Regions from separate parts of the Mus musculus genome. Here region 1 is linked to region 2. A link is a loop called in an ENCODE intact Hi-C map of the cell type or tissue named here. Cell type or tissue: heart. All regions are shown on one strand. Each heading gives the region's core, and the rest is flanking DNA. Links, peaks and the distances in the headings are about the cores only.

Evidence for each region. A loop is a pair of places that touch in the nucleus more often than their neighbours do. Peaks named below come from ENCODE experiments on the same cell type or tissue, not always from the same donor. Only the 100,000 strongest peaks of a DNase experiment are listed, where the experiment ranks them.
Region 1: a loop joins it to region 2, with 2.0 times the contacts of the local background. A loop is called at or near these places in 6 of 42 quality-filtered maps.

The regions. Positions count from the first base shown.
Region 1 is chr13:112,306,523-112,323,409 of GRCm38, reverse strand. It overlaps Ankrd55 (ankyrin repeat domain 55), which reads right to left. Exons shown (of 11, transcript NM_029898.3): 2 at 4,863-4,985; 3 at 228-358. Among named protein-coding and RNA genes, the nearest start is that of Ankrd55, 27 kb to the right of the region's middle. In heart, for the core only: no CTCF peak of the experiment used is centred there; no DNase peak of the experiment used is centred there; H3K27ac peaks cover 979 bases.
Region 2 is chr13:112,401,700-112,418,225 of GRCm38, reverse strand. Gm33905 (a long non-coding RNA gene) reads right to left here and starts at 6,344. Exons shown (of 3, transcript XR_382923.3): 1 at 6,028-6,344; 2 at 126-246. In heart, for the core only: no CTCF peak of the experiment used is centred there; DNase peaks (open chromatin) are centred at 9,935, 10,245, 10,845 and 13,305; H3K27ac peaks cover 581 bases.

The DNA.
Region 1 (16,887 bases), core at 5,914-13,913, 95 kb after region 2:
CATCACCTCTATGTTAACTCATGAGTTACAGAGTGAGTTCCAGGGCAGCCAGGGAAATAAATAAATGAAGGTACTTACGGCCCATACAAGCCTTAAGGATAATAAGCAAAGCCTAAAGTCCTATTCTTGTTGACCTACTGTATCATAGGCACCATTCTGTGTGTGCAATCCACATGACATCTCTGTTCTCTTGTTCTGTAGCCCCATTAACAAATAGAGATCCATACCAGGTAGGTTGCCAGGCATAAACTGGTGCGACCATACGCATCCTGTGTGTTAATGTTGGCACCCATCTTTAGCAGCAATTTCACTGTGTCCACTTGACGTCCTGAAACCGCGTGCATCAAGGGCGTGCATCCTGGAATGAGACATTTCAACAGCCTTTACAAATGTTTAGCTTTTGGGATTTATGAGCAAACCGTTGGTTTGTTCATTCATTCTGATTTCCTGTAGCACAAATCCATCTGCTGGATTTTGTGGGGCTGAGGAGAGCCAAGGGTGATGGTTTCTGTTTACATAGAGATGTCCCTCCCGTCATCGGCTCCCTCCCGTCAGTTGTCTGTGATTTTCCCCTCTCCTGCATGCTCAGTTGTCTGTAGTAGTTGGTAGATTAAAGCACTTTGGGCAGGTGACCAAAACTGGCTATTGTTGCCTCAGGGATGTGAATAATTCTCAGATCTTCCAGGTCAATTCACCCTGACTAAGCTGAAGTAGGTGCGGAACCCAGACCAGCTCTTGGTCCACCCAGGTATCCAGGTTCAGCACACTTTTGGAGGTAACCGGTGATAAAGCTGGACAATAGCCTATCGTTGGGCTATACAAATTCTCAGTAGAATTCCCTTCACTGAACTCTTTCTGAATCAACACCACCAAAGTAATTTTGTTTTTCAGTGTGTTTTCTTGCTGAATAGAAATAGAGAAGCTGGGCGGTGGTGGTACGCGCCTTTAATCCCAGCACTTGGGAAGCAGAGGCAGGCAGATTTCTGAGTTCGAGGCCAGCCTGGTCTACAAAGTGAGTTCCAGGACAGCCAGGGCTATACAGAGAAACCCTGTCTTGAAGAAACCAAAAAAAAAAAAAAAAAAAAAAAAAAAAAAAAAAAAAAAGAAAGAAAGAAAGAAAAGAAAAGAAAAGAAAAACAAAATAAAGATGATTGGGCACATTTTGTTTAACTTTGAGGGGCTGTTGGGACAAGCACGGAGTGTCACATTCCTTCAGACCAAGAGGCCAAGCTTGGGTCCGACCTCTTGCTGAACTGACACGTGCTTAGATTCTGTTGAGCTGGAGACCCACCTTGAGCTTGTGGTTCTCCTCTGGATGAACCCAGCTATGGTCCACAGAGATCCTGAGAATGGATGGATCTCTGGGCTGCCGTTCTCCCTGAATATGGCAGCTGGCCAGCCAGCATCCCTCCTTTTTAATATTGAAGCAGGAATGAAGTAATTCTTAGAAGAGTAGAGCCTTCCTCTTCCCTTCTTTCTCCTTTTCTCCTTATCTTCCCTCATCTCTTCCTTCTTCCATTCTTCCCTACTTCCCTCCTTTCTCTCTTCCCTTTCTCCCCATCCCTATCGCCCTTCCTATTAAGTAGTTACAAGCCTTGTGGTGATGCATACACTTGGAGGGAAATAGAGGCAGGCAGATCCCTAAGTTCAAGGTCAGGCTGGTCTACAGAGTGAGTTCCAGGATAGTCAGGACTATATAGAGAAACCCTGTCTTGAAAAACCAAAAGTAAGTAAGTAAATAAATATTAAAAGTTAAAAAAAAAGAAAGAAAAGTACAATCATTAGAGGGGAAAGAATGGACATAATGAATAAGAAAATGAAGCAATTAATAAATCTGAGATATTCAGTAAATAGAACAAATTAATTTTACATACTATTTTATAAGATTCCATGCTCTCTCTGAGCTGTTTACATCAATCCTGAGATTGTACTTTCTATGCAAATTTCTTCAGAGAACAAAGAACAGAAACTTGCCTTATTAACAGACAATATTTACTATAAAGTTATAACAACCAAAACAAGAGATAGCTCAACAGTTTAGAGAGGAGAGTTCAGGAAATACTCAGATCTGCATGGAGCATCCCTTCATAGTTCAGGTGACATCGGACATTGGTGGGGCGGGCCAAGATATTTAATAAGTATGTACCGACAAGCTGGCTGTACATAGGGACAGGCTTCCATGTTTTCTTGCAGATTGCCTGTACATTTTGTCTCTACTCTGTTTGGATCAGGTTTATGCCCTCCTCTTGTACCTGTGATCTCTGAATTCATAGCTTAGGCCTGCCTATAGTGACAGCTAAGTTGTGGGGAAAGCAGGCCTTTCTGCTGCTCTCTTGGATACGCGCACATCCTTTTTTGCCTCTGCTCTAGCCTTTTGCGTTTATATGGCATTGAAATTAGGTGCAGAGAGTGGGCCCTCCTCCTCCTCTGTTCCTGATCTCAGAGCCCAAACACTCAGTCTTTAACAACTGAGTGATACCGCAGATAATCTTAGAAAAGAAAATCAGAGAAGGGGTTTTGCCAAATTGCCTCGCATAGACTTGAACTCATGACTCTTGTGCTTTGTTTTCCGGAGAGGCTGGAACTGTAGGTCATGCCACTGCTCCTGGCTTTGTTCTCCCGAGAGACTGGAACTGTAGGCTCGTGCCACTGCCCCTGGCTTTGTTCTCTGTCACATTGAGAAAAGGCTCCTCTCCATTTCTATTTTCCGAGATTTAAATTTTGGATGTTTATTGAATTCTATGAACTGTGTCTGTGCCAACTGATGTGATTTTTCTTCTTTAACTAGTTAGTTTATGATTTTATCAAGTATTGATAGTAATGCAATTTTAGCTCATAAATATAGCTAAGAAGTATTTTCCTCTTTTTGAAAGAAATCATATGAAAGTAACGCTGATTGTTCTGGAAAATTTTTGTGAATGGATCAGAGAGATGGCTCAGTGATTAAGAACATTTGTTGCTCTTCCAAAGGACCTGGGTTTGGTTCCCAGCACCCAGAGGTTGGCTCACAACCATCTGTACCTCTAGTTCCAGAAGATCTGACACCCTCTTCTGACCTGGGCCACCAAGCATGCACATGGTATACAGACAAAATTCAGGCAAAGCATTCAAACACATAAAATAATGCTAAACAATAAATAAATAAATAAATAAATAAATAAATAAATACATAGTAGAACTCTACAGGACCATCAATGCCTGAAGGTAGTCCTCTTTAAAATTTTTTAAATTATAAATTTAATTTTCTAAATACTTATAGGAATATTTAACTTGTTTTGTACCAGGACTGTTAACAACCATTAATTAAGTTTATTGTTGGTGTCCACTGTGGTATTTTCATGTATAGATGAACAGTAGTTTCTAAGGGAAGCTAACCTCTTCTCCTCCTCCTCTCAATTTATTTTATTTTGAGCAATTAATCCATTCATCTAAATTGTCAAATTTACGTGTGTGAAGTTGTTTGCAGCATTTCTGTGGGGACTGTAGTGATGTCCTTGCATTCCCAAGAGCAGGAATTTGCATCTCCTTCAGTTAGTTTTTCTTGACAGTGACAGTGCTACAGGTTGTTCCTTGGTTTTTTTAGATTTTTTTTTCCCTATTGCTTTTGTTTTTGATTTCATCTTTTTTTGTTTTTTTGTTTTTTCAAGACAGGGTTTCTCTGTGTAGCCCTGGCTGTCCTGGAACTCACTTTGTAGACCAGGCTGGCCTCGAATTCAGAAATCCTCCTGCCTCTGCCTCCCGAGTGCTGAGATTAAAAGTGTGCACCACCACGCCCGGTTAATTTCATCTTTTCTTGTTTCCTCTCTCCCCCTCCGTGTGTTTTGAGATTATTTCGCTCTTCTCCCTCTAAGCTTCTGAAGCAAGAATTCATACAGATGACGGAGTGTTCCCTCTTGTGAAACCACATAGAGGTGTAGAGAGTCTCCTCCTATCAGTGATCAGTCTTGGCGTTTTGCCTATAGGATGCAGATTTTCAGAGGCTTCTCTTCTGTCCGTGTCTTTTGGTATTCTGTGTTGCCAGCTCCTTCAGCTCCAACCCTGGGATATACAAGGCAAAAGGCCATCCCAGAGAACTCACCATCATGCCTGTCCTTGGATCTAAGGACTTGGTCCTTCTCTTGGTTTCCAGAGTTATATTAGTCATCATATCCAGAGTTCTTAGTTGTATTTAGAAAGAATACAGGTGGAAATACAACCATGATGTGGTCTCAAGGGCCAAATTCTTACATTTCTCCAACATCCATTTCTGCTCTTCCTAGATACCTGTTATAACTACTGGTGATCAAAGAGAGGCCTCCGTCCCCAAAGTGCTTGCTGTGCAATCCTGAGGCCCTGAGTAGGTTTCCCAGAACACGCATACGAAAGTCAGACATAATGTTTTGTACTTGTAATATTGGTCCAGAGGGAATGGAGACAGGCAGATACTTGGGGCTCAGTCAGCTTAACTTACTGGGTGAGTTCAAAATTCCAGTGAAAAACCTTGTCTCAAAAAATAAAATGTATAATACCTTAGAAATGACACTTGAGGTTGACTTCTGGCTTTCACACACACACACACACACACACACACACACACGTAATTGGTCAGTCTTACAAAAATACTGGAAACAACCCACTTCATAATAATATATGAAATATAATAAGTGAATAATGTGTAAAAGGTGCTGAAGTTCTGTGTCCAGTGTCATGCTGAAAAATGCCAAAGGATTCTACAGAGCCACAGGCAAGATGCCTATAGTATCTTGTGGTCAGTCAAAAAGAATTTCACTAGTGTTGCTCATCTCAAAAGACCATCTCTGAAAGGATAAAGCATTCCATTCCAGGTTTAAAACAAAAACAAAAACACCTCACAAACAGCTCACCTTCACTGTCACAACACTCCAGGATGGACGGATCCTCCCGAATGACGGAGGTCAGAGAGTTGACATCTCCATTCGATGCTGCCTGATACACCATTGCCAGGTCGACTTCTTCAGATGAGTCACCTGCATGAACCAGACACTCTGTTAATATGTAGAGTACGTTCACTCAAAGAATACCACAAGACCAGATTGTCACCCACACAAGTGAGTCACTAAACCTCCCTCCCCAGTGAATCCAGGCAGAGGCTGAGTCAGCTTAGTCACATACTCCTTTCTGGAAAAGACACTTCTGAAGAAAAGTGGGCCACTCTAGGTCATTTGCAACGCCACCACGTGTTGGCAAGGAGCCTTGGGATTAGGCACTCTTTGCATGTCATGACTCTTTGGGCATGCTGGTTTCCCAAAATTAGAGAGACCAGCAAGGGAAGAAGGCCAGTGTCTTGGCTTCAATCTATTCTTCAAGACCCAAAGCATGCTACAGTCTTCTCTTTTGCTTGTTTCCTGTTTAGAGTCAAGTTCTCGTGTAGCCCAGGTTAGCCTTGAGTATTCTATATAGCCGAGGCTGATCTTGGATTGCTGATTCTCTTACATCCACCCCTTGCATTTGCAGATGTGGGCTGCTATGCCTGATTCTATGCAATTGTTGGGCATTGAAGGCATGTGCTTTCTAGGTAAGCCCTCTACCAACTGAACTACATCCATGGACGCATGACCTGTCTTCTTAGTACCTCAGTTCATCCATCTTTGGGAAAAGCATTATGCTCCTCCCTCTCTCTCCTCCAGAGATGTTCTGCACCTTCATCTGTGATGACTGTATCTCCAGATGCCTTTATCCTGCATGGGAGGATACATGGGAGGGAGGCACTGAAGACTGGGAAGGGAGAAGATGGGGCTCTCCCTCCCTTGCTTGGCATCCAGCAGTAGCTGCCTCCTTCCCACCAGGAGCTTTCCCTATGCAGAACTAGCTCTCATGTGGCCCCCCTCATAACCTGCCCACCACTGTTGTCCTGCAATTGAAAGGAGAGCCATACCTTTTCATTGGTGCTCATCTACTGCATTTATATTGGCTTCTCATGCCTCATTTTGCATACCCCCCCCCCAATTAAAACCTGTTCAGTTTCAAACACCTGGGTTTGTAAAGATGCTATTTCTAGAAGAACTAAGGTTGTACGAAACTGCTTTGAATGAGGGAGCCAACTGTTTACTGTGCCTTTGTGAAGAATTGATCCAACAGGTCTTACTGCCAAGGATGACAACAGACTGTGGTCAGGTGACTGCAGGAATGCACAGAGATGGTTAAGAAGCGAGCTGTCTTGTGGGACACCTCAGGGGAGGCTGTGCCAAGCCCCTCTATTAGAGAGAGGATATCTCAACAGTTTTAAAGTTGTGTTTTTCTTCTCGGGTGGACACTAAGACCATTGGCCTTTTGGTTCTTTGAACTTTAGCTGCCACGAGTCCTAAAGTTTGGGTTTGGTTTCTCTGTCCCAGTATTTCTGAGAAACCATTAATGATTTTTACCCAGCTAGCCAGTCCAACGCAAGCTCGTAGCTGGGGATGGCTTATTTACAATAACATTGTTTTGTACAGCGAGTGACTGCTTTCTAACTCGTCCATGTTTTGAAGCAGGCTCCCCTACTCATTTGCATGGCAGGGTGCGGTTGGCTTGATGACTTTGGAGTCAGATACCTTGGGTATATGCCAGGCTTGTGCTAACCAGCTGCGTGGAATTGTGGGCCAGTCACCCTCACCGGGCTTAGTTTCCTTATCTGTAAAGTGGAGATCTTGACAACACTGACAAGTGCCTCCCTTAGAAACTACCTCCCTTGGGTGGAGTGACTCTGTGTTAAAATTAATCCTGTGTGCTTAACAGCAACCTGGCATTTAGTAAGCATTTTTTAGTACTTGCTACTTATTCTGCTCCACTTAAAAAAATGTTAGCTTATTTAGACAGTATTACATGTCTGGGGTATATATTTAAAATAGGGCTCTTGTTGATGAAGGCAACTAATGAAGCCATATATCACTTAGATTTTGTTACAGATCTTCACATAATTCAGGGCATTTTGTTAAGATGATTCCCAGGGTCTCTGGGTGTTGGAACTAAGGCCCCAACTTAAAAGAGGGACCTACTTTCTAGTAATACGTGCACATTCAAAGATGCTGGTAGTGACCCCTGGGAAGAAGCCTGATTGGGTCAGGAAGCTGCCGACGGTGACAGGTGGACTACGGAGCTGTTTGTTTCTTATTGATCTGAGGCAGGGCATCACTGTGTAGCCCTTGATGGCCTAGAACTCATGAGTTGTAGATCAGACTGGTCTCAAATTCATGAGTGATCTACCTGTGCCCCCCACCCCACCCGCCGTGCTAAGATCACAAGTGTATGCCATCACACCAGATTCAACTGTGGGGTTTTAGAAACTGCATGCTACTTGATAACATGTTCATGTTCAGTTCATGACTGATATACACAGTACTTTCATCACGATGTGGTGCTGTACTGCCTCCTAGAATTAGGATCCCAAAAATATTTTGCCAGAAGGATTTGAATATTACATTTATGTGCAATATATCTGAGCCTGTCAAGTACCCATGAGACTCATTGAAAGATGGCTGAATCTGTCTTTTCTGTTGCTCAACCTCCCCTCTTCCTGATGCTAGCTTTACCTTGAACACTCCGGGGTGGTCATCAGTACTCCACTTCCAGGCAAACTGCAGTTTCAGTGGACTATTCTATCCTGACCCAGATTCAGAATATGTGACCTGGAACAGAGCTATTAAGAATTTGCATTACTGTGGTCGAGGTGACATATTCAGGGCTGTGGACCGATTAGAGTCTATGAAAAGCAAATAGACTCCAGCTGGGATTGTGGCGAGCACTGCTCTCCTCCCTCCCCTCCCCACCTTCCTCTCACACACATTCTCTCTCTGTTCCACTGCCCATGAATTGGGAAGCTTGCAGTCAGCATCTGCCTGGTGAGAAGAATGAAGATGGAGCAGAGCAGAGCTGAGCCAGGGGAATGGAAGAGCTGGCAACTGCTGACACCACTTGAACCCCCAATCACAGCACCTTAGGCCAGCAATATCCCTGGAACATTTGCATATGCCAAGACATCCTTCTTATTCATTCCCTTATTTATTTTATGGCTTGTCGTTTTGTATTACCTTGCGGACATGCTTTAGTTTTCTTGTGAGTTTGCCAGAGAGTCCTAGGCAAGGACAATTTTAGCAGTGGCACATTGGCAAGGAGCATAAGGTATTAGACGGATATTGGCTCCACAGGAATTAGTGAACTAATTCACGAGGAGGAAACGCTAACTGATAACTGATTATTACCACGTCGAGGGAGTGATAGGGCCCGTCCATTCTGCACAGGTCAGGGTTACACTGAGATATTTACCCTGTGTGTTAAATGTGGCTGGAGGAGGCTGGGAAGAGTAAGAGGAGAGAGGCTACAATGAGGTGTCGTGAACTTCATTTGTGTATCCTGAGTGGTTTAAGAGAGCAGGATGGTTAGTTCTGGAGATAATTCCATGAGGTCACGAAGGTGGTCTAGTTAGTTGAGTTTGCATACACAACATTTAACCATTTTAACTTTACAGTTCTCTGGCCTTAAGGCATTCACAATATTGCACAACCACCACCACCCATCTCCAAGCCCTTTTCATCTTCCAGAACTCTGTACCCATTACATCATAACCCCTATTTTCCCTGCCCAGCCTCTAGAAAGCTCGACCGTACTTTCTGTGTCTGTGAATCTGAGTCTAGGTTTTTCATATGTGTGGAATGAACACTGTTTGTCTCTTTGTGACTAGATTATTTCACACAGCATAGTGTCGGCTCATTCATGGAGGATCATGTGTCCACTTTTCCTTTTGAATGTTGAGTGATCTTCTTTTCTACATACAAACCAATCATATTTATTTCTCTATTCATCTCTTGGTGTCCACTTGGTTTTGCTTTTTCTTTTCTTTCTTTTGGCTATTATGAGTAACGCCCCAGTGAACATGTGTGCACAAATTGCTTTGGTAGCCTGCTCTCAACTCTTTTGGCTATAACCTCAAAAGTAGGATTGCTGGTTAATGTGATTATATTGTTTTTATGCTCAGTTTTAACAATCAACTATACTGCTTGTGTTGATTTTTTTTTTGGTCAACTTGACCCAAACTAGAATCATTTGGAAAGTTGGAATCTCAGTTGAAAAAATGCCTCCATAAGATTTGTTTACAGGCATATCTACAGGGCATTTTCTTAATTTATGATTGATGTCGGATGTCCCAGCCCACGGTGGCTGGTGTCATCCCTGTGTGAGTGGTCTTATGTTGAATAAGAAAGCAGGCTGAGTAAGCCATGGGGAAGGTATAGTAAGAAGTGTTCCGCTATGGTCTTTCTTTCAGTTCTTGCCTCTAGATTCTTGCCCTGAGTTCTGTCAGTGATGGGTTATAACTTGAGAGTTGTAAAATAAAATAACCATTTCTTCATGTTGATTTTGGTCATGGTATTTTCTATCACAACAATAGAAACCCCTACTAAGAAACTGTTTTTTCAAGGCAGCTATACCATTTTATACCACATCTGTATATAGGTTCTAATTTCCCACATCCTCATCTTGCTTACATATTGTGTGTGAAAGGATGTTATCTTTCATAACAACCATCCCTTTGAGCCATTCAACCTTTGAATGGTTAAAGTGGCTGAGTATTTAGTCGTAGTTTTAAATTACAGTTCTCTAATGATTGCCAATGTTGAATATCTTTTGCATATGTCATTGGCTGTCCCTTTATTTTTGGAAGAATGATTATTAAGATTCTTTTTTCACTTTGTAATAAGGTCATTGTTTTGTGATCTTGGCCTTTAGGGACATATGGAGAACTTCGCTATTGATATTAATGCCTATAACAGATGTTGGATGCACAAACTGCTACTCCTCTATGGCTTTCCTGTTTGCAGTTAGTAGAGTCTCTCAGAAATTTGTCTATATTTCTCTTTTGTGGCTTGTGCTTTTGGCATCATGTCCAGGAAATCCCTGCCAAACCCATTGCTAGATGCTCTTTCTTTGGGCTCCTTTCTAAAAGTTTTATGGTTCTACACATTATGATTGGGTCTTTGATATGCTTGCTGTAAGGTGAGAATTTAAAATCTTTCCTGTTATTATCTACTGTCTTAAGCACTGTATTTTGAAGATCATTGTTGAGTGATCTTAGCGCTCTTCTTAATTTTATTTTATTTGTATTTATTTTTTTCAACATATGGTTTCTCTGTGTAGCACTGGCTGTTCTGGAACTTTTTTTTGTAGACCAGGCTGGCTTCAAACTCACAGAGATCCACCTGCATCTGCCTCCTGAGTGCTGGGACTGAAGGTGTGCACCACCACACATGGCTATCACCCTTCTTAAAAACTAGCTAGCCATAGATATATGGAATCATCTTTGGACTTTCAGTTCTACTCCATTAATCTGTATGACTACTACCTTCATGCCAGTACCACACTTTTTGGTTACTGTAACTTTATAATTTGTAAAACCAGGAAAGGTGAGGCCTCTCTCTAATTTTGTTTTTTTGTAAAACTGTCTGAAACGTCTGGGAGATCATTAGGATTCCAAATGACATTTTTGAATGAAATATCCCATGTCTATAAAAAAGTCATTGAGTTTTTGTCAGAGATTGTACTTCTCCGAGAACCAGTGACATCTAAATATGCCTTTGTAGTTCAGGAAACCCTGGATGTCTTCTCATTTGTTGGCATCTTCTTTAATTTACTTGAGCACCTCATTGTAGTTTTGGGTGTGCAAGTCCCTTGCCTTCTAGGTTAAGTTCATCTCTGTGTACTTTATTCTTCTTTTTCTATTGTGAATGGTCTTGGTTTCAAAGGGCCCTCGTGTAAACAGTGCTACAATGAAATTATCCTGGACTCCTACGCAGTCAGAAGTAACAGTGATGGAGTGACAGAGAAAGACATTGGAGTTACTAGAGCTTGACAGCCAGGTTCCAGGTCATGCCACAAGAACACAAACATCCTGTTAAAGATAGATAGTCTTGGCTAGAAGACCATCCAGGAAGTATGCTAAGAAGGAACTTAAAGTGAGAGATGAAGAAGGGAGAAGGAAAGGAGGTGTCCTACAAGGCTGATCAAAGTGAGCTTCCGAGTTCATTTAGCTTAGGATCTGCTAGGAAACTAGCAATTAAGAACGAGAAGACTCTTAGAGGCTCCGTAGAAATGCTCAGTCTAAACCATGGTGAGTGTGGATCCCTAGTCTTACCTTGGAGCTGCTACAAAGAAAAGAATGGTTGATCATCCTTTGGGATCTAAAATGAGGGCAGAAGAGTTTCTTTTCAACAAAAGGTCACAAATCCACTTAACATCACCAAATAGCTCTATATAATTGAACAACACATGCCCCCTTTATCCTCCATGTATCTTTCTGTATGTATCTGTCTATTTTCTATCATCTACCTATTTAGCACCAAGAATTCATCATATCTCTATTGATCTTCCCAGGGAGCAGGTTTTAAATGCTTCTCACCTCTGTGTATGAAGCCTAAACAGAAAGACCTATGCACAGCTGCATGCAGAAAGGTAGAATACACACACACACACACACACACACACACACACACAGAGAGAGAGAGAGAGAGAGAGAGAGAGAGAGAGAGAGAGAGAGAGAGCCACACCCACTCCAGTGAAGTCTGCGTGACAAGCCTAAAGGCTTGGACACAGTCCCGAGGCAAATTGTTTCATGGAAACTCAGTCTCCTGGAACCTTGGCATGAATGTTCCAAACCTGTCCCTGCATTAGTCAGCGTATAGATCTGTGTGCTTTCTTTCAGTATTGTTTTATTATAGGTGCCTCCAAGAAATGATTTTACTAAACCTAAATCAGGTTGAATTCTACTGTCTGGCCTTCACCAATGTCCTAGGCAGTCCTTGAGCTGACCCTGGGCTTGGAATTTTGTAAGAATGTCATTTATCCAGACGAAATGCCCCACTGCTGACATTTAGTAATCAGGCATCTCCGTTTGCCAGATAGGAGCTAGTATTCTCAGGGCTAGTTCAAAATAGTAAACTTAGAATTCTCATTACAGTTGGGCATGGCAGACTACATTGCATATTAGAAGAAAGTTGGTGAGTTCTTCTGACAAATGGACATTCCCTACAGATACTTAAAAGAGCAGCCAAGTTACTCCCATATGCAAGAATTTACCATGGCCTAGGAAAAAGGAGGGCTATGGTTTAAGGAAGAACTACAGTACTGCATTATTCATGAAAAAGGTCTGCTAGAGCAGAACCCCCTGGTGCAAGCTTTCACAAGGCTCAGAGGAATAACATAAACTGTGACAGGGTGTGAAATCCCCTCCTGGTCCCTGTCATTAGCTGACTCTAGGCAGGGTTACTCTTATCTCAACTGTAAACATTGCCTGGTGCCTTCCAGTCTTTTGAATGCCTTTCTCTGTTTTGTGTCAGAAAACTTCAAAGTAGCTTAACTGTTGTATCACCTAACTTCTTTGTTTTCTTTTGTAATATATAAGTCTGATGCTCACTTTGACACATTACATTCAGATACAACACTCCCTTGTGTCTGTATTTGTTTGTCACTCCCTGTCCACCTGAACCGGAACTCTGATTCTCCTGCAGATTGAGGGCCTCACGTTGAGGCCAGTCTGCAGCAAGAGAGGACATGAATGAATAGGAAGAACCATGGGAGGAAATATTAGTTGTATATTCTAAAACATTTCATGTGTCTCTACGCATGGAATACAGAAAGAACCAGAAGAGCAGGCTAAAAAAATGGAATGTCTTGGTCATGTTCTGTGCCTCCTGTAGTTTTCAGACTCTATAAGGCATGGACATTGCTTATGGTCATCGAAGTTAGCCAAGATTTTCTTCTCATAAATGTTGAGAGAGATGCGGCTTAGTAACTTTACACTAGTATTTCATTACCCAAAAAGGAGATAGAGCTTTGTACAGTCATCACTGTTCTGGCTTAGATATAATGTGTTCCCCTAAAAGGCTCATGTGCTGGGGACTGGCATCCAGTAAGGTGTTGCTTGAGAGCTTCATTCGGAGGTAGGGTCTAGCTAGGGACATCGTGCTGGGGTGGGGGTGGGTCCTTGGGGGTCTTTTGTTCCCAGCCCCTCCTGGATTCTTTATGATGCTTCCTTACTGCTGGGATGTGAATCACTCTGCCATGCCTTGCCTACAGGATGGACCAAACCCTCTGTTACATGAGCCAAAGGAAATCTTCCCACCTTGAAGTTGCTCTGTTGACCCCTTGGTCATAGCTGTACAAATACTTCAATAATACAAGTAAAGAAACAGTCCAAAGTTGACACTTGGAAATTCTAAAAACTGCTGTGGGAAAATTAACACAAAGAGAACATTTCATAAGTTATAAACAGACTGAAAAGGTTGGCAACTGGTAAAGCCATCTTATAGATTGATTGCTCCTGAGGCCACCGCTGAAATCTGGGGTTTATTCAAAGGGAACTTTGGGTTTACTCAGCAAGTGACACTTGGCAATATAGTTATTGTAAAAAGACAAAAGAAGGTGAACATTTTAATGATGAAGGAAAAACAAAACCTGTACTGAAGTGGTACCTTTTGGTGTTGTCTATGAACCGTGTCCAGTCTGCAGTGAGAGGAACAGAACGGATGCTGTGTGCTTAGAAACTGTGCAGCACCTCCTCACAGTAACTTCTGAGTGTGGACTCTAGTAAAATCTGAGCTCATCGAAAATTGGATCTTTAACAACCCCACAAATCAACCAACCAACCAACCAACCAACCAACCAACCAAAAAACCAACCCTGGATAACTATTTTAGATGATTAATTTTACTTAAAAAACACAAGGATCGGTAGCTAATTTTGACATCTCTTTGCTTATTCTGATTAGCCAAAATCTAATTTGCTTCCAGTTGTATTAGAGACTGTCTATTGAATCCTCGGGACATTAGGGCTTCAGATGTACAGCTGGCTACTACCAATGTTTGGGGTGCCTGAGCTCCTCAGATTTTGTGTCTTCTTGGGTTCCAGTTTTAGAGCTGTGGTGTTCTTTGGAAAGTCACTGATTGCATTAAAAAGTCACTGAGCCCATTTTGTTGCAACTGCTTTGAGGCCAGATCAACACCTGCACTGCTTAAGCCATGGCCCTTTCGTGGAGTGGCCGTGTCAGTGTAAAGGGCATTTTAGCCTTTAGAATCGAAACCAGAGGATTTGAGAGAGTTCCCTTGGTATATTCTATTATGAGCATCCTTGGGTAATAGAACTCACCCATGACATTAGAGTTAATTATAAGCATTTATAGAGAGATCTGTAGATCTTAGATTATTCTTTTAACTAGAACATATTGCCCCTGGAGAATTTAAATATACTAAGCCATCCATAGACTCTGCATCTCCTGGCCACAAAGGGTGTAGAGTCTCTGTCTTTTAAAAGAACATAATCCAGAAGGAAGACAGATGTTGAAGTGGTGATTGAGACATCCTTGGGCTATTATGACTGGACAGTAAAATCACTTAAAGAGATACTTTCCAGGGCCTTCTTCTAATTTAGATTCCTCTCTATTTCCACACAGTTATCTTAGGTATTGTGGGACAGCAGAGAAATTATGTCTTGGGGCAACCTAGAAAGCTCTAACTATTTGTAAGGAGATAAGAAGACCTTTGCACCTTTCAGGAGGAACCAGCCTTCACAGCACCATAATGGCTCCAAGGTACAACATTGCCACCCGCTGGTGGTGAGGAGTCTTTATGGTCTCTGGGTTCTGAGCCAGGGGAATGCCAATCTTTAAAAACATAATTTAGAGCCAGTTTGGAGCTTTCTAAATACACAGGAGCAAGCAAAGATGCCTCTCTAGAAAGTACTTTTTTCTTTTCTTTTTTAAAAAATGGGTATTTATTTGTTGATTAATTCAATGAATACTTAATTTTAAATAGAGAGGCTTGCTAGTTATGTAACCCTGGCTGGCCTGAGACTCACTATGAAAACAGGCCTCAAATGTATAGCAGTCCTTCTGCCTCTTTTCTGAGTGCCTGGATTGCAGGCATACTTCATCATGCCTAAGGTTTCGATGGTTTTGTTTCTGTTTCACACAAGATCTTGGTAAATAGTCCAGGCTTTCCAGGAAGTCACTGGCTTTGCACTATTAGTGAGCCTCCTGCCTCAGTCTCCCTTGTGCTGAGACTACATGCACTCAAGGAGCATTCACAGAATGCCCTGTCAGTGATTCTTTAAAAGATGTGGGCTTTGTTGTTGTTGTTTCTTGCTTGCTTTAACGTATAGAAACCTTTAAAATGGGGTAACTGAATTTACTGATCAATTTAGGGTGTATCTTCAAATGCAAATGGGTTTTCTTATCCACTCAATTCTTATTGAACTCTTGATGTTAATATATTGCATTAGTCCTTCATTAATTAGGGGAGTGTAAATTTTACATGAATTTTTAAAAAGGATTGTGTTAGCCTGCCTAGCTCTGAAAACTAAATATAAATAAACATTATGTCATCTCCCCTTTCATTATTCTGGACAATGATCTGACTATCTTTACCTTATTCATTTTCTCAAAGTATCAGGTGATAGAGTCAGGCTTCTACCATCCTGTGGGAACTCTGGAAAGATAAGAAGTATATAAAGAAGTAGATTTGGTTCAATTAAAAAGGAGCAGACTGTGGTAAACATACAGCTGCTTTCAAATACTGGTAACAAGTTAATAATTGTTTCCTGCAGGCCCAGACTGAATTCTGGTGAGCACAAACCAGAGAAGAGATTTTCAGAGAACCAGAGACAGGGATGGAGCTACATTGTGAACTAGTGCTTCCTAGCCAGTACCTCAGTAGGTTCTGACTGAACATATCTTGGTGATACCTTTGGAGGAGACATTGGTGTTGAGTAGACTGCTGACCTCTATGTTTCCTTTTCTGATTGGTACTCAACATGTCTACCTAACATCTGTGGGGAGCCAAATATTGAGTCACCTATCATCATATGATAAACAGAATTGTATCTCTTAGATAATTTAAAACCAAATCAAATTGACAATGATGATCTGCCATCAAAGCTGCCCACAAAGAATTGAAATACAGCAGCTTTTAATCTTTGAGATAATTGTTACATTACTTGTCTTAGGCTACTTACTTGCTTCATAAAAGCAATGAATAGAACCTAACCTGGTATATAATTGTTCCCCATAGGACCTCTTTTGAAGGTCCTATGCATCAATGCACAGTTGTTTGGGATAAATGACTTGTTTTTTTTATTGAAGAAAAATAATTCTAAACTTCAGAGACTATGAGTAAGAGCAGTGTTTAATATATTGGTCAGGTGTTTGCTGATTTTACTAGCATATTGTCTCCAAATTGGCAAACTGAAGAAGGGTAGTATAGTGAAAATTTTGGGTTTTGGTTTCTTTAAAAAGAACCATAGAAATATTATAAGGACAGTTTTTGTCTTCATCAGATGTGGCAATGTGGGTCTGCCTCTCGGCAGCTGACTGTGCTTGCCTCTTGCCCTCCAGCAGAGGCGTGGTTTTGTCAGCAGCAGATAGTTTCTGTGATTGTGTGATATTTGGAATTCTGGGAACTTTTCAGAGAGAATCTAAGTGCTAGGGCCCTGATAAAGGAGTGTGTGTGTGTGTGGGATTGTTGGTTGGTGGTCATTCAGGGGAGTAGCAGTTTGTTAGTACTCACACTCAAAGAAGAAACTAAAAGAAAGAAATTAGGTTTAGGGCTCTCTCCCCCCTCTATCCTTTCTCTTATATCTAGTGATAGGAGGTGAAACTGGGGGGATAAAGTGTGGGAAAAAAAGAAGAATCCACAAAGTAGCAAAGACCAGCTACAAGCAGCACATCAACATGGGGCTTGAAGTTAAAGAATAAAGTAGAGGATTTGATTTCAAATGCCATGAATGAAATGACAGGGAACAAAGGAATCAATATATTTTTTTCAAGAGGCAAGCAAAAAGTTTATTGGAGCTGCAACCAGACATCCTCCACATTGCTCCCAGAGGAAATTTTTCTGTTATTTTTTTCTTTTT
Region 2 (16,526 bases), core at 5,471-13,470:
AAAGAGCAATGGTTCAGAAGAAGCAGGACCATTCCTGGAACTAAGACCAGAGGAAATTGTTGGAGAATCTTTCAAAAAGAAACAGAAAAAAAAAAAAAAAAGTTGAACACTGTGCTCTACTGTACCTTCTGAGGAGCTTCAGTGACAAGCTCTTTCCGACTGCTTCTTCAGTTCAGAAAACTACTCTGAGGTTGGTGGGTGGTGGCAGTCATGGTTTCTTTGAAGTCTCAGTGTATAGTGACAGTTCTGAAGTAACAAACATGTTACTGGTTTAAGACGTAATCTTTCATTCTGTAGGGAAAGTCTTGATACCAAAGCCCTAATATTACTGTTCCCAGTCCTTTCCTTTACCTTAACACACACACACACACACACACACACACACACACACACACACACACACACACACAGAGAGAGAGAGAGAGAGAGAGAGAGAGAGAGAGAGAGAGAGAGAGAGAGAGGTTCACATATCTGTGAATATACAGATTCATATCTTTCTAAGTTTTCTTTTAGAAAATGTTGGCTACATGAAGACGTTATATAACATTTGTTTTAAAAATAATAAAGGAAAACCCCACATCATGAAAATAATGACTGAGAGACTGACTACGCTGTAAAATAGAATTCAATATTATTCATTCTTAGACCATGATAGCCAGATCGTGTGTGAGTGCTATAGCCCATACAATTTTGAGCAGTCTCTAAGGGCAAGAATCTATGCCTACAAGATTTAGTATGAAAATAAATATAGAGAGAAAAGAATTCAATAAATTCCCCAGCAGGGGTGGGGGGCTGGGGGGAGTGGATTCGGGGAAGAAATGGCAGGCTTGCCTAATATGTTCCAGGCCCTAGATATGACCCTCAGTCGTGACAACCCTTTACCAGAATTGCTTACATACAAGCCATTCCTGAATATGACCCGCCTCCCCTTTCCCACCAGCAGTTAACCTCCAGCACACACGGGGGTCACTGAGTAGCAGCTTTGAAGAGGAAGCCTCTTCAATTCACTGCACAGTCAGCACAGCTTCTCAAGTTTTCATCTTTTCCTAAAAGACCAAGTTATCTTTTCCTCTGATAATGTAAGTATTGAATCAATATTGACAAGACCCCCAAATTAGTCAAGGCCTTTACTTCTTTACTTCTTTGGAAATGACCTCACAACCATCTGGAAGAAATCATAGCCCTGGGCTTCCTTCTTAACCGTGAGGCGAAACTGTGCCCTTTCTTAGCCCACAGGGCTCCAAATATGGACGTCCTTGGCTGTCATGCAAACGTATTTCCAGAAAAGTACTTCGGGGGCCAAACAAGAGGAATGTGAGAATTTCTCTGCTCTGTGTGGAGGTCTGCAGTCCAGAATGCATTTTCTGTAAATCTTCTCTGCCTATTCAAATAGAACTAAGTTTTATAACTCCGTGAAGGGCAATACTCACTCTTGTGTTGACAAGCTGTAAGGAGTTTTAAATTTTTAAAAGGAGAAGAAACCCAGTGGGTAAACATTCCTAAAGAATAAAACTGGTGCGGGGGTGGGGTGGGGGATGGGTGGGGTATTGGGATGGGAGAAGCCCTTTTAAAAGTGAAACCTCAGTCCTGTGGACCTTGCTTAGAGTTTCCTCTTTGTTTCTTGTAATTTCACTTTGGAATTCAAGCAGAGTTAGCGAATTTGTCAAACAATAGGCTTCCTGGAGTGAAAAGAAAGAGCCCAGCTACCTTTATCTGTAGAAAGGAACCCTCACCCTGACCTGCCAGGGTTTTATCATTGTTGGTTTTGTTTTTTGTTTTGTTCTTCTTTAAACAATGAATGTAGCATGATCATCTCTCTCTCTCTCTCTCTCTCTCTCTCTCTCTCTCTCTCTCTCTCTCTCTCTCTTTTCGTTTTTCGAGACAGGGTTTCTCTGTATAGCCCTGGCTGTCCTCTGTCCTGGAACTCACTCTGTTGACCAGCCTGGCCTCAGAAATCCACCTGCCTCTGCCTCCCAAGTGCTGGGATTAAAGGTGTGCGCAACTACTGCGCGGTTGTGTGATCATCTTCCTAAAAATCAGGTTAGCATAGGAAGGCTCTCCATGAGAGCCAAGCTGTGGTGCTCCCTGGTCACCCAGCTCCTCACTCTGTGGAGGTGACTCCTTCTAAGGGCCCGGGCCCTGGGAGTTGGTGTGTACGGAGGATCCTGGACCACCCTGTGTGACCATGGGGAGCTAGGCCCTGAGCCAAGGCTGGGAAGCCAATCTGGGTGCCTTAGGATGGATTACTTAACCTCTGATCCAAGACCTCTGGAGAAAACTGGGAAGTGTTCTATTATTGTCACCCCTGCTTGTGGGTGAGTTCAGAACCGCCAGGAAGAATGCAGGAAAATGTGGGGGGAAGGAACAGTGAATGGTATGTAAGGAAAGGAAGGAGAGAGTTAAAAAACAACAGCAACAACAACAACTTTTCAAAACAGAATCGGGAAGCTACTGAAGGGACAAGAACTCACACATTTCTACAGCTGCTGCCTGGAATGTGGACTGTGGTCACCACCATAGTATATAGTGATGTATTCTGGAAGTTATTGGACTTGTGTTTTTGTATGCCCATTTCTCTTCTGTTTATATATTCTATTTATCTTCCACTGGTCCCTGTTGTTAATCAAATAATAACAGAAGTTTCTTACGGAGAAAACTATTCCTTTTGTAAGAAGTCAGCTCCACCTGTCCCTGAAAGCCCCCATCTTACCTGCTTTCCTTGGGACACAGGTCAGAGTTCTGAGCTATAATACTTTTGAAAAATTCTAAATTATGTGTATTTGCATAAGGGTAAGTGCACATGAGTGCAAGTGCCTGAAGAGTCCAGAAGAGGGAGTCGGATCCCCCAGTTGTGAGTGGCCCATTGTGGGTATGGGGAACTGAACTCTGTTCCTTTGTAAGAGCAATGTGTACTGTATTCTTGACCGTTGGACTAGCTCTCCAGTCCCTGAATTTGTGCTTCTGAAGACCCGGAAATGAAGCTCCTTTATTGACAGTTTCTGAGTGTGAACAGATCAATAATTGGGATCCTCTTAAGGCACAATAGTCTCAAAGAGGTCTGAGTTTGATTAAAAGCATAAGTTATACATTAGTTTTAAGAGTAGATATAAGCATGTTAGTCTTAGGCACATTCCTTTACAGTTATATAGCTGTAGAAATAAGTAATCCCCCTGGGATTGCTCTAAATACCTAAGAGGAGATTAAAAAATATATATATAGTGTAGCCAACCAACCATTCTCATCCAAATTGATATTGCTGGAAATTAAGTGCTTAAGAAAAATAAAAACAAAAATGAAGAAATGTACTGTATGTTTATTTGTTTTGTGTGAGGAAGGCAGGCATCATGGTGCGCATGTGGAGGTTGGAGAGAAACTCGCCTGGAGGACAATGTGGACCCCAGGAATTGCACCTGGGCCATCAGTTTGAAGGCAGAGCCCTTTGGTCCACTGAGCTATCTTGCCAGCCTCCACTTCGGTTCTTTAAAAAAGTTAAGCATGGTTTTGACATTTGATTTGAAGATCTTATTTTTCTTTTTTTTTTCTTTTCTTTCTCTCTTTCTCTCTCTCTCTCTTTTTTTTTTTGGTTTTTCGAGACAGGGTTTCTCTGTATAGCCCTGGCTGTCCTGGAACTCACTTTGTAGACCAGGCTGGCCTCGAACTCAGAAACCCGCCTGCCTCTGCCTCCCAAGTGCTGGGATTAAAGGCGTGCGCCACCACCGCCCGGCTGAAGATCTTATTTTTCAAAACAGGGCATTGGTCCATTTCAGTCTGTCTCTGAAGTTAACCTATACCTTGTTTAGCAGCAAGGCGAGAAAGAATGTGAGCCTGTACCACACACAGTAACTTAACAGTTCTTTCCACTCATGTTTACTGCTGTCTGCGTTTCAGATTGAATATGTCTTTTGAGATTTACCATTTGTGATTATAATCTCCGAGCAATAAAACACTGAGAGCAAAACGAAGGTAGAGAGTGAGGTATACATACATATTTGTGTGCCTGGTAACATACTATGCTGAGCTTTGTGAGATCTCATCTAGCTTATGCTAACTCCAATGACGTCATAACTGAGTGGGCGCAGAACCTTTGCGTTACAGACCACTTGGGCCCACTCACACTTATTTTCTTCCTTTGCCTCATCTAAATTCTGCTGCTCCATTCTAGCGCTGCTAGTTAGTATTATTTATAAGTCTCATTAAGTGCTTATTCTTTGCCTGGCGCTCATGACTTTTGGACATTATCTTATTTAATCCTAATAATGGCCTTTGGAAACCTGGGCCGTTATTATCCATTATTCTAAAGGAAGTGAGACTGTGAGACCTTCACAGTCACGCAGCTGTGAAGTGGCAGGCAAGATTTAGTCCTGCTGGCCTGACGTGAGGCTGTGGCCTCCGAGGTTGGGCGGCACAAGCCACAGGCCTTCGTTAGTCCATGGACTTGCAATGCTTTCACTTCTGCAGGAGTGGCATAGGCATATGCGTGCTTGTTTTGAAACAGGACCTTACTCTGTAGCACAGCCTAACCTGGAACTCAGGCTGTGTCCCAGTCCAGCCTCCAAATTCACAACAATCCTCCTGCTCAGTTTTCCTAGTACTGGCATTAGAGGAGTGAGCCACCATTTACCGCCTGCTCTCTGGTAGCTGGCCAAACCAAGGTGTATCTGCTTGTGAACTGTCCCGTGTTGTCCTCTGTCTGTCTAGCCTTCTAGGTTCTTCTCTTCACTTTTGCTCTAGTTCCTGGAAAACACAGCATCTGTTTTTCATGCTCAGCCATAACACCAGAATGAGACCTTAATGAAACAGAACAAGAAAATGGACTAAAGGAAACCTACTGCTCTGTTCTGTTCAGGAGGCATAGGGGGTCAGCTGACTCAAAGGCCTGGTCTCACAGACAGCATTAGAAAACTGAGCTCTAAACGGCTGTTTGGAATTATCAGCATGTTAATTTTTGAAAGAATCCAATGTCTATGTCCTGAGACAAAAGAAGAAGAGAAATGGGAACTTGGTGTCCAACCTGTCAACTGTGCTGGGGACCTGCCCTCTATGAGAGTGTTCCCATCTTCTGGGGTTCCTCTCTTTGTGTGCCTCTGTGTCTGAAAAGGTCAGCTTGGAACTTTGGGAAGGTCATGAAACACTCCCCATCCCCCAAAGGGAGAGGCTAATTAATATTCCTCAGATCACAGGGTAGGAACCGACCTGTGGGTGGGGACACATTCCACTGGACAGACCGTGCCCACCTTCAGACAAGGGAAGTCCTTGTCACCTCATTCCCTAAAGACCAATCAGTTAAAAGGGTATACCCTGTTCCGCCAATTGTATTGTGCCTATTTGCTGATGCTCTGTTCTGCCCCTGGAAACCATAAAAAAAAACTCGCGGCACTGTGGGTTACCTTCTCTCCTTTGGGCCTGGGACAACCCCGGTGCACTGGAACAATAAATTCCTTTTGTTTTTACATTGATCTGGCTCCATGTGGTTCACTCAGGAGGTCGGCAGTAAGCTAAGGCTCCCCAGAGTCTTACACATGCTGCTGATGTGTTAAAATAGTGGCTCGAGTCTGAACACAGCACACTGGGCCCAAACAGTTCCACGTGTGAGAGATTTAGTGGGGGGCGGGGGGGGGGGGAGAGGGGAGGAAGGTGGCAGCAGAAAGAGAAGGGGGAAAGAGAGAGAGGGAGGGGCATTCCCCTTATTTATATGGACAATGATGTAACTCAGGTAAAGGTGGGAAGTGAGCCAAGTGGATTCTGGGAATATGGTGCCCGTTGTCTTGGTAAGAGGTCTGTGGGTTGTGCTGTTGCCTATGTGATGTCATAGGTTTGGGAGGTTCTGATGTCAACAGCTACTGTATCTGATCCTTAGCTGAAGATGTAGAAGTAGGTTCAGATAGTAGAAAAAAAAAGTGACCATGTCTTCCACTTGTAGAGAAATTAAAGAGATCTTATAACAGAGCACACACCAGTTCTCCTAATCCTAAACTGAGATGTGACTACACTGTACCCAAGGCTGAGAGATGGGCCCTTAAGCAGAACCTTTAGATCCCCTTAGGTCACATGCCACCACAGCGCATGTCAGCAGCTCTCCATCCATATGGCTCTAACTCCTTTCAGAAGTTGCAGGTCCCAGAGCTGTGGCTGGTGTGAACACAGCGGCCTAGACTGACCAAGTCTGCTTAGTCAACAGGTCCTCCAGCGAGGGAGCGAGGATTAAAAAGAGAAAAGACAGTTAGACAAACATTGTAGCATGACCCCAGTCAGTTCTGAGACTGAAGGCAGCTTTAATTTTTCCCAATCTGCTTTTATACCATTTTAGTTACATGCAGGTATTAGGGCTAGCAGCTCAATGAGGAATCAAGCAGGACGATAGTCAAGAAACAAGCAAGACAGTAAACACAAAGCCCCATGATCACTCCGGTGATAGCTGTTTCTAAGGATGATCAAGATATCAGAGCCTATGTCTTTGTTTTACCCTAAAACCAGATTTTTACTTCCTTGTCCTTGTCCTTGGCCAACGTCAGGTCCCTGCCTGAGCTTTCTTCTTTGTCATGCTCTAATGTCAGATTCCTGCCAAGTGGCACCCCACAAAGGCTCTCCACACTAGACCTGTGCAAATACACAGTGCTCCTTACTACTGCCCTGCCTTGACTCTTGAAGGCAACTTCACAGGGAAGTGGTTAGTCAAGTTTGGGAGAATTATGTGTTATTTAAAGTATTGGAAGCTGGAAGCCCAAGCAAGGATGGAGACTGACTTTGGGGCCCCGTTGTGTAAACAGAGCAGAGAACATGCCTAGAAGGTCAGTGTTCAGAGTCGGACACCAAGACAGGAAATGACATGTGCTGGGGATTAATGACCCCACCTTTGACCCAACAGGTGCTCTCTCTGCTTGTGTAAAATGTTCTCTGCTTTGCTGTAACTGTTTTAGCTTTTCTGAGCGTCTTAGTGTCCTAATCACTGTTCTATGGCTGTGACATCATGAGCAAGACAACTCTGACAAAAGAAAGCAGCTGATTGGGGGTGTGCTAATGAAAGAAAATAAAACTCGAGACCTGTGATTCATGTAATTTATGTCAAATAGCCCAAAGAGTTGTTTGTGAGCTTTGAAACCTGGGGCTGAGAACACAGCAGAACAGGCCAGAACATGCCTGGGCAGGCCCGTTGCTGCTTGGCTATAAAGATAAAGAGAATGACATGCCAGACTGGCCCGGCGCCTCCCTATCTCCTGCCCTTCTGACCTAAGTTAAATGTTATCTGCATGTACAGTCTGCTGATGTTTAAATGGACCAATCATGTGAAAGCGCACCACTTCCTCCCCCAGCCCCAGACCCTTTTCTATAAAACCCCCTAGCTTCCAAGCCTCGTGGTCGAATCCACTGTCTCCTGTGCAAGATACGGTTCGACCCAGAGCTCCGCCATTAAACTAACTCATGTTTTTACATCAAGATGGTCTGTTGTTTGTTCATGATTCTTGGGTGCATGCCGAATTGGGAGTTGAGTGGGGGTTTACCCACTAGGTTCTTTCACTTACAGTTCCAGAGGGTTAGTCCATCATCACCTGTGACAGCTTGGAAGTGTGAATAATGTGGGAGTAGCTGAGAGCTACATCCTGAACTGAAGACAGGGGTGGGGGGTGGACAAAGAGGGATTAGGAGGGGGGGGTGAAGGAGAGAAGAAGGGGGAGGGAGAAAGTGAGGCAGAGGGAAAGAGAAAGGGGGAGGCAGGAGGGGAGAGAGTGAGGGAGAGGGAGAGGGAGAGGGGAAGGCAGAGGGAGGGGGAGAGGGAGAAGGGGGCAGAGGGAGAGGGATAGTGGGAGGGAGAGGGGGAGAGAGGGAGGGGAAGAGGGAGAGGGAAGGAGAAAGGGGAAAGAGGGAGGGGGAAAGGGAGAGGGGAAGGGGGAGGGGAGAGGGAGGGGGTTGGGGGAGGGAGAGGGAGGGGGTTGGGGGAGGGAGAGGGAGGGGTTGGGGGAGCTTTTGAAACCTCAAACAAGGAAAACACCTATAGTCAAATAAGGCTACACCCCCTAATCCTTGTAACCCTTCCAAACATTTACACTTCTGTGACTAAGCTTTCAAATACATGAGCCTATGGGACCATTCTTATTCAAACCACCACACTGAGAAATGGGTTGTATCAAGTGTCCTCTTCCATTCTCATATTTCATGTCACTTCAAGGTCATTTGGGGTGGCATCGAGGGTTGAGTCAGGGTTTCTCTGTATAACCCTGGTTGTCTTAGAATTTGCTCTATTGACCAGGCTGGCCTTGAACTCACAAAGATCTGCTTGCCTCTGCCTCTGGAGTGCTGGGATTAAAGGCATGTGTCCTGATACAGGGTTCTTAAGGGTATATTGACTAAAGTCCCTGCAAATGGGCTTTTCAAAGCTCTGGCCTGTCTCTGAGGGTGCTCCTGCTCCTTTCCCACCTGTCACCTCAGCCCCTGCATAGGGTCTGAGAGTGCTCCCTGGCTGGAAGAGAGGGACTTTTCTACCTAACAGGACTTCCCACTGGTCAAGCCTTGGCTCGGGTCTGTTTCCCCCTCAAAGCCCTCCCTGCTCTACCATCAATCTCCATCTCCTCCCCCTTCCCCACCTCTCCCTTACTCCCCCCCTCTTCCTCACCTTTCCCTTCCTCCCCTCCCTCTCCCCTTCTTCCTCCCCCTTTCTCCCCTCTTCCTCCTCCTTCATTTCCTTCCCTTCCCCTTCCTTCCCCCTCCCTTCCCTCCCCCTCCCCCTTTCTTCCTGCTTCCCTGGGGCCTATCCCATTGCTCTGTTGGTCTGAATACTTGTCTGCTTGGACACTGCTGCATCCTGGAGAACCAGCTGGATTCTGTTGCCTGTGGGCTCTTCCTTCTGCACCCAACCTTTAGTTGTTCAAGAGACCTTGAGGGAATAACCGACCTGCAGATGTTTTTAGACTCTTCTTGACTTTTTGCCTCTTTTATTTGTTTAAACTTGTCCCATTATATATTTTTCGATAGACAGAAAGCATAGAGTATGATTAACACCCATATATCCCAATTATCTAAATGATCTATCATTGCTAAGTAATTACAATATTTATTTTATTCTTTTTTACCCAGATATTTCAAAGTAAACTCCAGAAGCAATACTATTTCAACCCTAAATGTGCACATATGCATCTCTAAAAATAAAAACATTTTCTCACAAACTTATAATAATCATGATCACATTAAAATAAATAATAATTCCCAAATACCACCGATTCGTCTCAGGAGGTCTTTTGTAACTGGCTTATTCAAACCAAATCCAACATGTGGACCACACACTGCGTTTAGCTGTTACACCCCTATCTTCTCTTCCTTCTTTTCCCATGAGACAGGTTTACTGAAGAAATCAGGCCAAATGTGTTTCTGCTTAATGTCCTTACATCTCTAAGCTGGAGCTGACTTCGAGAGAATCACAGTGGGCAGCCCTATACTTTCAGGAACCCTCCCCTTCATTTTCCTCCCTTCCTTCCCATTGAATGCAAATTCAAATTCAAAGACTATAGCTTACCTACCCTGTCTCCCACAGTCTTCTTGCTGGTTCCTCTTTTTCTTCTTGTACAGTGAGCCTCCCAACGTAACAGGACCTACATAGTGTCCTTTATAGCCGATGGCCTCAGTCCTAAAGTTCCAGTGTCCTTAACACATGCTTGTTTAGGGTTGGGAAGCCTCGGGATGTAGGGTTGTGACGCTTAATTATGAACAATAGCCTTTGTTGTTTCCAAAATGAAGCTTTTACAAACTCAATAAACCTAAATTCACTGCAGAAAAACAACCTGCTTTCCAAGTGACATCCTGCTCACTCTGACCCTGCCTGTCTCCAGGCAGACAAATCACAATGATGGTTGCTTCTGCCAGAGTGAGTGGTGATGGTTGGGGCCATGTCAAAGAATTTTCCATTGCTTTTAGTGAGAAATGAGTGCTTTGGGCCACAGTCTGCCCCAAGTCAGTAGGGAATTGTATTGACTGAGATGCCCAAGCCAATTGGCCAGGAAGAAGAGCACCATCCACTTTTTATTCCCTAGACGTGGTAAGCAGCATGGTAGGCTGGACAAGGAAAATGGAAGGATTTGGTGGTGGGGGTGGTGGTGGTGGTGGTGGTGGTGGGGTTCTAAACAGCCGCACTTGGATCAGAGATGCTGGGCTAAGGTCAGGCCAGAAAATGTAAAAACTCTAGGCGTAAAAAGAGCTGGGATCACAACAGCATGGGGTGTGGCTGAAAAAAATGATACGTTTTTCCAGCTGGAAACGAATAGCTAACTGTTGGTTTTGGCTCGCCGTTTGTCCTTGCTATTTTCTCTCTACAAGAAAAGTCTCCCTGGTAGCTGCATTTCTAGCAGCGGAGAGAATCATTTTTTATCCTTCTGGAATACGGTAAAATGCTTGCTAGACAATGAAGAGCAGGGGGGGGGGGAACAACTGTATGCCTTTACATCTCAGTTGATTGGGTCAGCACAACCCTTCCACATTCTGATGGCTCCTCTTCACTCTGTGTCCTGTTTATCCTTTCTGCCACAGTGGCGGGTGCTTCCCACCTCTTTCCTTTCCAATTTTCATTTCACTGACAAAGTCAGAATGTTACTTAGTTTTGAAATAGTCAACGTGGAAGTTTACCAGATAATTTTCTTCAGAAGTTTGCTAAAGGATGGATATGAGCCTTTCTTATTTTGAAATAGCCCAGGAAGGGTGTGTGGGTGTGGGTGTGGGTGTGTTTATTGGGAGGTGGAGAGGGCTGCTGCTGACCAATCAGGATCTGCCTTTGCGATGCATCAACATGGGATCCCCAGAGTGAAGACAGAGACCTGAGAGGAGAAGCTTCCCTGCTTCCTTCTCCAGATCTGAGTGGAGTCTTGGACACTCTGGCAAATAAGTTGGCTGCCATGTTGTTGGTGGCTGGGATGGAAAATGGCTGCCTGCTGAGAATGGCTAGGTCTTGTTTTGTGATAATTACTTACATTTGAGGGTGCTCCTGATGGAGGGTTCTAGGTCATTCGTGCACATAGGGGTACCTGCCATCTTTAGAGTCTCTTGTAAGGCTGGATGTTTCTTCCCTATATAAAGCCAGTGGATAAAGGCCTATAGCATTCCACCTAGGGTCGAATTCATCTGTACTCTGATGCCCACCAAATCTTGGTTTGAGCAATTCTGGGGACTAGGAGTTAAGATCCCCTTGTTAAAGGAAAACAAGTAATTATTTAATGGTAAGTTCTGGGTTTACTCATAGGAGAAACCACAATCAGAGAAAATTCATAATCATAAAGTTGGCACATATACTGAAGGAAAGAAAACAGTTTTTCTAGGTGGGAAATTTTTATCTACTTGATGAGAAAATAAAACCACTAGACAGGAACTTCCTCCCATTCTCGCCACAATCTTACCTGTGGAAGCAATCATCATTTCCTCCCTCCTTCCCATCACTGCTGAAGTGATTTCTTCTCACTGTCAACTAGTTTCAAGGCATTGGGTTTCTCTTGCAGCCTTATAGACAGCTGGGTTGGAGATTCCATCTCTCTCCTGCTTCACTTGCTCCTGCTTTAAACAACCCACGGTTTCCTCCCATCCTTATAATACTGTGCTCTGAGCCAGAGAGACAGCACATTTGATGAAATGCCTGTAAGCAAGAAGCCCTTAGTGATATCTCCACAGCCTTATGTAAGAGCATGGGTGTCAGTGGTCTCAGTATGTGCCTGTAATCCCGTGCTGGGGAAGCAGGGATGGGGACACGGAGCTTGTCTTCAATACTTTGTGGCTTCTTCTTTTTCCCATCCTTGATAGCCCCTAGTTTCACCCCCTAACACTAGATAAGAGAGAAACAAGGATAGAGGGAGGGTAGATAGATAGATAGATAGATACCCCTGAATCTAATTTCTTTCCTTTTGTTTGTCTAATTACAGTTTCTTCTTTGAGCACAGCTACTATCAAAACTGGACCAACCTCCCCCCCCCAAGTGATCAATTATCACCGACCGACCCCCGCCTATCAGAGCTCTAGCATTTATATATCCTCTGAAAATTTCCCAGAATTCCAAATGTCAGACAATTGGGAGTTGGCCACACCGTGCCTCTGCTAGAGCTTGAGACAATCGCAGTCAGCTGCTGAGGACAGCCTCATAGCTCTGCACCTGGGATCAAACAAAAACACATTCTTATAATATTTCTGTGGTTTTAAAGAAATCAAAATTTCAAGGTGTCAGAAACGTCACTCTAGGGATGCTTGAGACTCTCTGGATGGTCGATGTAGCCTACTCGGGGAGTTCCTGGCCAGTGAGGAACCCTGTCTCAAAAATAAATAAATAAATAAATAAATAAATAAATAAATAAATAAATAAATAAAATAAATCGTGGGTAGTTCTTGAGGAATGACAGATCTGAGACTTACCTGTAGTGTTTGTTATGCATATTCACCTGTATGCTCACACATGCGTGTCTCTCTCTCTCTCTCTCTCTCTCTCTCTCTCTCTCTCTCTCTCTCTCTCACACACACACACACACACACACACACACACATGCACGCGCGCAAGTGCACACGCATGTGCACACACACAGAGCCCTCCCTTGCTTCTCTATCCTCTTGACTCTGGCTCATTTTGCCTGTTTTGGTTACATCCAGTTTATTGAGACAAATATCTTCGCTCACTCTCACTAATTCCTTACCCTGAAATTCCTCTCTCTGACATCCTGGAACTCTGCCTTCTATGCCAACATTCCTCCGACATTGATCCTGCTAAATATTACTAAGAAACTTCCTTTTAATGTTTGTTTTTATTGTGTTTTTCCTATTTTTCTTTTATTGCAAGTAGATTTTATTTTACTACAGTGTGCTCTGATAACAGTTTCCTCTCACAATTCCTCTGAGGCCCCCACCACCTCCCCTCTCATCAGAATTCACATCCTTCCTGTCTCTGATTAGAAAATAAACAGGCATTCTAGAGAATAATAATGAAATAAAGTAAAATAAAATAAGATAAAAACAAAACCAGGCAAACTGGGAAGGACAGAAAAAAATCCAAAGAAGAAAACATAAGAAACACATCTAGACACTCATATATACACACATATAAATACATATATAAAAATGTATAGATACACGTATATATACACATATATAGACACATATAAATACTCAGAGACACACATATCCACATTCACGGGAATCTCGCAAAAACTAAAACCAGATGTTATAAAATTTGCAAAGGGCCTGTAAGGTTAAAATAATGCCCTGACAAAATATTATGACACATGGGTCTCCAAAGATGCCATTGAGTTCATTTTGTGTTGCCTATCTACTGGTGGGCATGGGGCCAGCTCTTAAGATTGCTTTGTGTCCTGGCTGGAGAGATGGCTCAGCTGTTAAGAACTCTTACTGCTTTTCCAAAGGTCCTGAATTCAGTTCCCAGGAAGCACATGGTGGCTCATAACCATCTGTAATGGGATCCGATGCCTTCTTCTGGTGTGTCTGAAAACAGCTACAGTGTACTCATATACACAATACAAATAATTTTAAAAAGATTGGGTAGTATCCTAGTAAGTGGTTTGCATCTCTATTGCAGAAAACTAAGTTTTCACTTGCAAATGGTCATCAGTTGAAGACAGCTTCTGGGTTGAGGATGGGGGCTTGCGTCCACTTCTCCTCACAACACTGCGACCCCATTTGGTGCAGACCAGTGTATGCTGCCACAGTCTCTGTGAGTTCGTGTGTTTGTCAACCCTACTGTGTTTAGAAGGCTTTGTTTCCTTGATCTCCTCTGGCTCTTACATCTTTTCTGCCTCCTCTTCCACAAAGATCCTGGAGACCTGAGCAAAGGTGTTTGATAGAGCTACTTAGAACACATTCAGAAAAGAGTGCTTCAAGATCTCTCACTCTCTGCCCATCGCCTGGCCGAGGAGCTCAGTATTTGTTTCCATCTACCGCAAGAGGAAGCTTCTCCCAGAAGGCTTCGTGCGGTACTCATCTATGAGTACGGCAGAGTGTCATTAGGAACCATTTTATGGCTACCTTCCTTTAGCAGGACAGTAGTATTTGTTTTTTCTCCTCAGTCCCTGGGTTAGTTTCAGAGTCTTGGCCACTTGAGCAGTAGCAGGGATAGATTCCATCTCAAGAAATGGGTCCTAAATCCAATCAGATGTTAGGTGGTTACGCCCACAAGCTTTGTGTCATTATGGCACTAGTGCATCTTGCAGGCTTCATTGTAGATTATTGTAGGTAGGTCGATATTCACCTTTTCCCTTTGGTAGCATGCAGAATACCTATAGTTCCATGAATACCTATAGTGTCTGTAGCAGGGAAGGGTCCAGACAGTCGCCAGCCCGACTTTTGCATGTTCGATAAATTGTGTTGGTGTTGTCTTAATGTTTATTCTTTAATGTCATTTGTTCATTCGCGCGCGTGTGTGTGTTGTATCTATAATACTCCACATTATTTCTTGAGACAGGGTTTCCCACTCAACATGGAGCTCACTGCTTTTTGGCTGAGCTGTTGGTCAGAAAGCCTCAGAGATTCCCATTGTGCTGGGTTATAGGTACACAAGTGACTATTTCCCGCTGTTGTATGAGTTCTGTGGCTCTGGACTCCAGTCCTGTGCCAGGCAGCATGCACTCTTTCCCACTGAGCTGTCTCCCCGGCATTAATAACCCTTTTGCTACACCAAGGTTCTTCTCCTCCAGCCTTGTCTAACTTGGACTTTAGGCAGCATGATACTGGTGACAGTGATAAAAAATGACTTGGCTTTTGTGGCATCTGTCTTTCCACCACAATTTTATAAAACCCTCTGTGGAGTCTTCTTCTATTCGTATGTATGTTGTAGAACTCATGGACAGTTCGGCAGTTAGACTCACTATGGTGGCATATATCTGTAGTCCCACTGCTTAAAAGGCTGGGGCATTGGGCTACATAGAGAAACTTTATCTAAAACAACCATGATGATGACCATGACAGCAGCAACAACAACGACAACGACAACCACAGTAGCAGCAACAACAAAACAAAACAGTAAAATGAAAATGAAACCAAAGTTCAGTAGTTTATCTGGACTACCGAACACAGAACTCCTACCGGCATTCCAGAACGGGCATCTCCTACACAGAGCTAGCTCATGGCTGCCAGCTCTTAGTCTCTTCTCCAGCTGGCGCCCTTTTCTCAGGGATTGGTACCATGAGTTTCCAGTGGTTGAAGTCAGAATCTCAACACTATCCTTGCTGCCTTCTGTGCCATGTTCCTAATGTCTAGCAACTATATTACCTCTTGCATGTCTCTATCCTATCTGGTTATTATTTTTCCTACATAGTGAATGTGACAACCTCCTAGTCTTCCTAACCCCATTTTTGCTGCTTTCCTTTCTGTTCTTCATACGGTAACCAGTGCTTTAAATACTCTCATCTCTCATTTGGTGTGGGGAGTCGCCCTCACATTCGCCATTACAAGATGGCGCTGACATCCTGTGTTCTAAGTAGTAAACAAATAATCTGCGCATGTGCCAGGGTAGTTCTCTACTCCATGTGCTCTGCCTTCCCCGTGACGACAACTCGGCCAATGGGCTGCAGCCAATCAGGGAGCGACACGTCCCAGGCGGAGGATAATTCTCCTTAAAAGGGACGGGGTTTTGCCATTTTCGCTCTTGCTCCTGAAGAAGTAAGCAATAAAGCTTTTGCCGCAGAAGGTTCCGGTTGTCCTGAGCATGTTCTTTCCGGTGGGAACAAAAGCTCGGGCAATAATTTGGCTCCTCATTTACACAAACCTATTGATGGAGAGTAATCCTTATGACAAAGAGCAAATCGCACAAAATAGTCTTAAAGAATTTCCATGTGTCCCTTGCTTAGCAGTCCCTCACCCTCACCCATCTCTGTCAACACTGCGGAAGGATTTGCAGTATTGTACACTCTGTCTTATTTCCCAGCTTTCCTATGTGTGCTCCTCCAACTTCTCTCTTCTCACTTTCTGCTTAATTTACAACGACATCTTAGATCCCAGGTTAGAAATATAATTCTCTCTTAGAACATCCCTCAACTTTTAGCTACTTCTTGAGACAACAGAATGCCCAGGGAAAGTCTTACAAAATAGAGCGTGGTAAGAAAAACTCATTTTTGTAATAGATATGAGCCCCTCAATGGTAGAACCAGGGTGGTAGACAGTATCATGTCCAGTACCATGCACAGTGCTACTGGCGAAGTGATTGTGATTTTAGTTCTTCAATGGCATAACCTGTCCAAAAAACAACAGAGACTTTGTTATTATGCTCATTTCACTGCTAGGACCATAGTCACTGAGCATGTGCTATGGGCCATGCTATTTTCCAAGGAGAGGGGGCAATGTCTAAACTGTTTTCTTTTTTCTTTCACTAAAACATTTAAATAAAGTCATTTCCACATTTCCCCTTCCATTCAATGCCAGCCATGGAGTTATCACTCTGGACCCTTGGCAGATATCTGATATGTAATGTTATGTATGTAATCTGATATGTAACCCCCGTGTTATGACCAACAAGTTAAGAATCACTGGTCTAGGGTCTGGTGCATAAACATCATGGGGACTAAGCG